Regions from separate parts of the Homo sapiens genome. Here region 1 is linked to region 2. A link is a contact called in ENCODE Hi-C or POLR2A ChIA-PET data. All regions are on one chromosome and are shown on one strand. Each heading gives the region's core, a stretch centred on a gene start or an enhancer-like site at or near the end of the contact. The rest is flanking DNA. Distances are from core to core; before and after follow the strand shown.

What was found. Hi-C counts contacts between places; a loop is a spot of excess contacts on that map. ChIA-PET counts read pairs that join two places held with the same protein, here RNA polymerase II (POLR2A). Pooled maps may share reads with other maps.
Region 1: a map of mammary epithelial cell shows a loop between it and region 2 (24-fold over the local background). The contact joins two enhancer-like sites. A Hi-C loop is called at or near these places in 2 of 168 maps with a recorded cell type or tissue (PC-9 and mammary epithelial cell) and 2 of 50 pooled maps. POLR2A ChIA-PET finds 5 or more read pairs at or near these places in 1 of 52 experiments (MCF 10A).

Annotation. Positions count from the first base shown.
Region 1 is chr9:33,228,312-33,231,011 of GRCh38, forward strand. No RefSeq gene overlaps it. Among named protein-coding and RNA genes, the nearest start is that of SPINK4, 11 kb to the right of the region's middle. Within about 2 kb of position 1,265, at least 6 of the 41 ENCODE cell types and tissues checked have a DNase peak (open chromatin) inside an H3K27ac peak, as active enhancers do.
Region 2 is chr9:33,619,452-33,622,151 of GRCh38, forward strand. No RefSeq gene overlaps it. Among named protein-coding and RNA genes, the nearest start is that of PTENP1-AS, 56 kb to the right of the region's middle. Within about 2 kb of position 1,425, at least 2 of the 41 ENCODE cell types and tissues checked have a DNase peak (open chromatin) inside an H3K27ac peak, as active enhancers do.

The sequences.
Region 1 (2,700 bases), core at 15-2,514, 390 kb before region 2:
ATTTGGGGGGATGGGAGCATCGGTCTGCCTATCACAGTGAGTGAGTGGCCAAATGAGGGTTCAAACCCGGTTCTGTCGTATTCCTGAATCTGGGATCTTTCTCCAAACCACACTGCCCCTTCCTTCAGTCCTTCCTGTCCTTGGAGCTGTCCTGGGTTCCCAGCAAGCACAGATTCTCAGAAAGGGACAGCAGAAGACCCTAAGGCTGGACATATCAGGATATCACATATCCTGGTGAGAGTCCAAAGACTTCTTTTCAAATCTGGGAGGGAAGAGGAGAGACGGCAGGAGACTCCATGCCCATACCCCATTCACCATAAAGGGAGGGGGAGGTTGGCCTTGAGGGCCAGACAGGAGAGGTTCTGCAAAGGGAGCAGTGTACCCTCTGAACAATGCCGAGGACAGCACAGGTACTATGTGAATGTTGGTGAGGAGGGTGCAGGTTGCTGGGGTCGGTGGTGGGATGAGTAGCAGTATTTTGGACCCCGTGTCTAAATTCAGCCTGGTCATAGATACTGCCAGTGGCTGTGTCTGGGAAGATGCCAAGCTGGGGTCACATGGGTCCTGCCTGCTGAACCTATAAGTGCCGTGGGGCATGTGTGGCAGCTCCTCCCACCTTCTGCCTGGACCCCCTGGAATGACTGCCTTTTGGAGAGGGTCTATATTCAGGGACCTCTAGACCTTAGCTGGGCCCAGATGCAAGGAGGTTCCACCTGTGGTCCACACTCGACTATTTTGGCAACTTCCTGCCAAGGCTGGACCACAGAATTTTCCACGAAACTCACTTCAAATTGTGCGGCTCTTTCAGCTCCTGCTATTTCAGTTACTGGGCCAGGATGGGCTTCTGGGTGTATGTATTTAAAACCAGAATCTATGGTGGGCAGAGGAATCTGGTAAGAGTCTGAGATTTAAAATCAGATATTGTTTTGAATGCCGGCTCTGCCACTTACAATGCTGGAAACTTCGAACTTGTCATTTAATCTTTCTGAGCCTTAATTTTCTCGTCTGTAAAATAGATAGAATTATAAGGCCAGGTTAAGAGGCTAAGAGGGGGAACTCCTTGTGCGGATCTAAGGACCCCTCCTCGAGGCTGGGAAGAAAGAGGTGGGCAGGAGACCCTGGGCAGGGGACCATGCCCAGATCACACCCACCACAGGGAGAGGGCAGCAGAGATCTTCGGGCAGCTTGAGGGTCAGGTGGAGACAATCACCAGGGAGGGGCAGACAAGCCCTGAGGCCTCACCTGTCAACGCACTGACTCACCTCAAATATTTACTGGGCGCCTTTGAGCATGAGAACTAGACCTCTCCCTTGCCTGCCTTGGACCAGTGCCCATGGGCATGTTGAAAGCACCTGCCTGGAAGAGAGTCTGCCTTAAGAGGGTGGGTACCAACCAGGGCCACCTTGGATATGGAAAAGAAACATCATGAAAAGGAAAGAATTTCCAGGGCTCCTGGAACCGACTGAAGACTTTAGCCTTTTGGGCTCTGAGGCTGTGCCATTTGCCAGGCTCCAAAATCGCTAATCATTTTATCCTGTTCCTTTGGCAACAATAGGGTACATGTGACCTCAGCCCGGCCCATCACAGATGCCCAATTTCCAGGCCACATTGATTGGTTCAAGAGATGAGCACATGACTTACCCAACCCAATCAGAGTCTCCTCTTGGGTTTTTATACACTGAAGGAGGCTGTGGGGAGAGGAGAAAAGTCCCTTCTGTTCCTTTAGTTCACAAAGTTGGGAAAAGCGGTCTGCAGCCATACCTCCCCATCCCTAATAGCAAACAGTAAGCCTGTCTATAAGTGGGAGAGCATGATGACAGCCCCCCCAAAGAAAAGTATGAGAGTGGGAGATTGTGAACAAAACTCTGGTTCTCCCCAGCACACCCCAGGATCCTTTGGGCAGGTTGCATGGCCTCTGAACTTTGCTGCTGGATACCTTACCTGCCCCCACTCCAGTTAAGTGCACACTACAGGGCCCATGGAATCTAAGGGGAATGGCACCCCCTGGAGATGAACAGAACACATTCCACACAACCACATGAAGTAGCCCTGATTACAGGTGAGCAACTGAGGCTCAGAGGTGCAATGACACACCCAAGGTCACACAGACAAGGTGTCCAGACTCCAGAGCCCAGGTTCTGATGGCATGGCTGCCTCCTGGCCCACCCCTGGCACAGCCCAGAAGGGAGGCAGCACTCAGGACTCCAACATGAGTCTGGGAGCTGTTACTCTGGACAACGGCACCCCTGTGTCCAGGAGCCATCAGGAGGCCCTTGTTGGGCCAGCTTTATGAAGCCCTGGGCTCTTGTGAGCGAATTCATCGTACAAGTGAAAGATCAGCATGTGGCCATGGTGAAACCCTGTCTCTACTTAAAATACAAAAATTAGCTGGGTGTGGTGGTGCGCGTCTATAATCCCAGCTACTCGGGAGGCTGAGGTGGGAGAATCCCTTGAACCCGGGAGGCGGAGGTTGCAGTGAGCTGAGATCGTGCCACTGCACTCCAGCCTGTGCAACAGAGCAAAACTCTGTCTCAAAACAAAACAAAACAAAGTAAGCATGTGGGGAAGGTTTAGTAACATCTGTGGCTTTTGTCTGACCAGCAACATTCCTCCTTTCGGTAATAGAATCCCAGGTTTTCTTTGGAGACCTACTTACCTTCATTGGATACAAATAAGGGACTGTCCATAAAAATGCCTTCC
Region 2 (2,700 bases), core at 175-2,674:
TATGAGCCAATAGAAAATGAGCAAAACATATGATCATACATTTAATAGAAGAAACATGTATGACCAATAAACATATAGAGATATTTTACTTCATTGATGATCAGGATCCAATGATACATAGCTTTATATCCACTTGATTAGCAAAATATAAAAAGTCTAGAAATATAAAATGTTAGCGAGGGTATGGATTCATAGGATTACTTATAAATTACTGATGGGAGCATAAGTACTATAAACCACTGGGAAACAGTTCAGCATTATCTCACAGTTGAAGATTCCTATATCCCATGACTCAGCAATTCCACTTCTAGATTTACATCAGGAGAGGCTCTTGCATACATGACTCAGCAATTCCACTCCTAGGTTTACATCAGGAGAAGCTCTTGCATACACATATCAGAAGACATAAATACAAAAGTGTTTTCAACAGCACCAAACAGTAGAAAAACATGGCACCAACCCACATATGCACTGAAAAGAGTGAATGAATAAACTGCGGCATATTCATATGAGTCAAAATGAATGAACTATAGTGAAGAGCAAGGTTATAGGTGAATCTTAGCAATATAATAGCAAATGTAAAAACTAAGCCTAATGAGATGATGCAAAGTATAACGTGCTTTTCATAAAGCTAAAAACAAGTCAAGAAAGTAATTTTCAGGACTAAAATATATTAGATCAAATTATATTGAAAAGAAAGCAAAGACCACTTGTATGCTGCAGCCTACCTTATCAGCTCATGGGAGCTGACTGTATACATCTTTCCCAACTCCAGTTTTAGTGACATCATTTTGTTAGCTTGAAACTGGCCATAGTGAGGGTATTTACACTACAGAAATCAGCAAACACAACAAATTACGCTTTGCTTTATTTTCCTCCAGAGAGTTAGTTGTCAACCCTTTACCAACACACTACTGGCAGGGAATAATAATGACCCAAGTTCAGGATTTTTATAAGGCTGGGGCATGGCAGGAGATAGAATGAGAGAGAACTACACAGCTATACATTTAAATATTCTAAAGGTCTATCTTGCATAATGTTGAGGAGGAGATATTTTACAAGTTCCTATTATGTTTTTAAATAAGTAATTATTCATTGACAAGAAAGTCCTGTGTGTTATTAACCACAGGTTAAGATAAATAAAATTGTATGCATATAGAATCAAAAAGAAGAGAAAATAAAACAAATAAATGAATAGATTAGAGTTCTTACAAGAAAAGGATTAAGAACATTTTATAGTCAAAACCAGGAGTGAAATAGCAGTGGGTCACCTGCTACCATCCTCATATAGACATCGGCTGCTGAACTAATCACAGCGGACAACCTACCACCCAACAGACCTGGACCCTTGTCAACCCCTTTGCAACAGAGAGCAGGGGTTTAGACACTAAGGGTGAACGTGAAAGCATGGAGATGACGCCTGGCCCCTGACCAAGGTGGAACTGCCTGGAATAAGATGGGAGCAAATTCCGCAGTGGACACGCTGCTGCTTTTCATCTCCACTATGACCACGTGCTGCTGGTGGTTAAATACCCCACCTGGGTTCAGTCACCTCAGACTGTGCCATTGTCACTGAACTCAAGGACCCATTTTAATTGTAGCCTTTTACTCTGTTCGTGCTTTCAGCCTGGAGAACAGAGCTAGTAAAATTCTTTTAAAATATTCCACCGCTTCACTAATGGCATGGAAAAGACAAGAGCTTTTAAGGCTCTGGCATGAAATAGGGAGACAGTTGTTACATTCCTATTTCATGCAGTCACTATTTCCCTCTACATTAAGCTGAGGAGTGTAGTGTTTCAGTGACATTTAGCATGGAACAGTGCTGGGTTCAGACCTGCCTTTCCCAAACAAGCTGACTTGTCAGGACACAGCCCACTGCCTACCTACATTACCTTAGGAAAGAAGACAACAGCGTTGAACAGCATTCAGTCCAAATTTGTGTTCTGTCTTCCTTGGACAAGTACCAACAAAATGAAATCCTATCACATTTCCTATAAATTTTGAATGCCATAAACTTTTCATGAGCAATTCTTTTTGGAGTGTTGGACTTTCTGTTCTGATTTTATATTCTACTCTTTGGGCTTTGTTGTACTTGAAATCAAGTTCACCTTTCAGAGGCAGTGATGGGTGAGGTAAGAGATAGACTCTTACATCTTCCTCCCCAACACACACACACACACACACACACACACACACACACACACACACACACACAGAGGCACTGTGTTTCCCAGTAACGGAGAAGCCATGGGGAGAATTTCAGAGGTTTTTTTTGAGATGGAGTCTCGCCGTGTCGCCCAGGCTGGAGTGCAGTGGCACGATCTCAGCTCACTGCAAGCTCTGCCTCCCAGGTTCACACCATTCTCCTGCCTCAGCATCCTGAGTAGCTGGGACTACAGGCGCCCGCAACCACGCCCGGCTAATTTTCTGTATTTTTAGTAGAGACGGGGTTTCACCGTGTTAGCCAGGATGGTCTCGATCTCCTGACCTTGTGATCTGCCCACCTCAGCCTCCCAAAGTGCTGGGATTACAGGCGTGAGCCACTGCACCTGGCCAATTTCAGAAGTTTTGAGGGAGCTAGGGTTTTCTAATTCTTCTATATCCTTGGATATCTCCATTCTTAATGTCAAAAATAATCTCTGGAGCTGGTTCCAGGAGTCTCAACCCATTTGCTACAGTACATGCACCATCTCAGGTGTC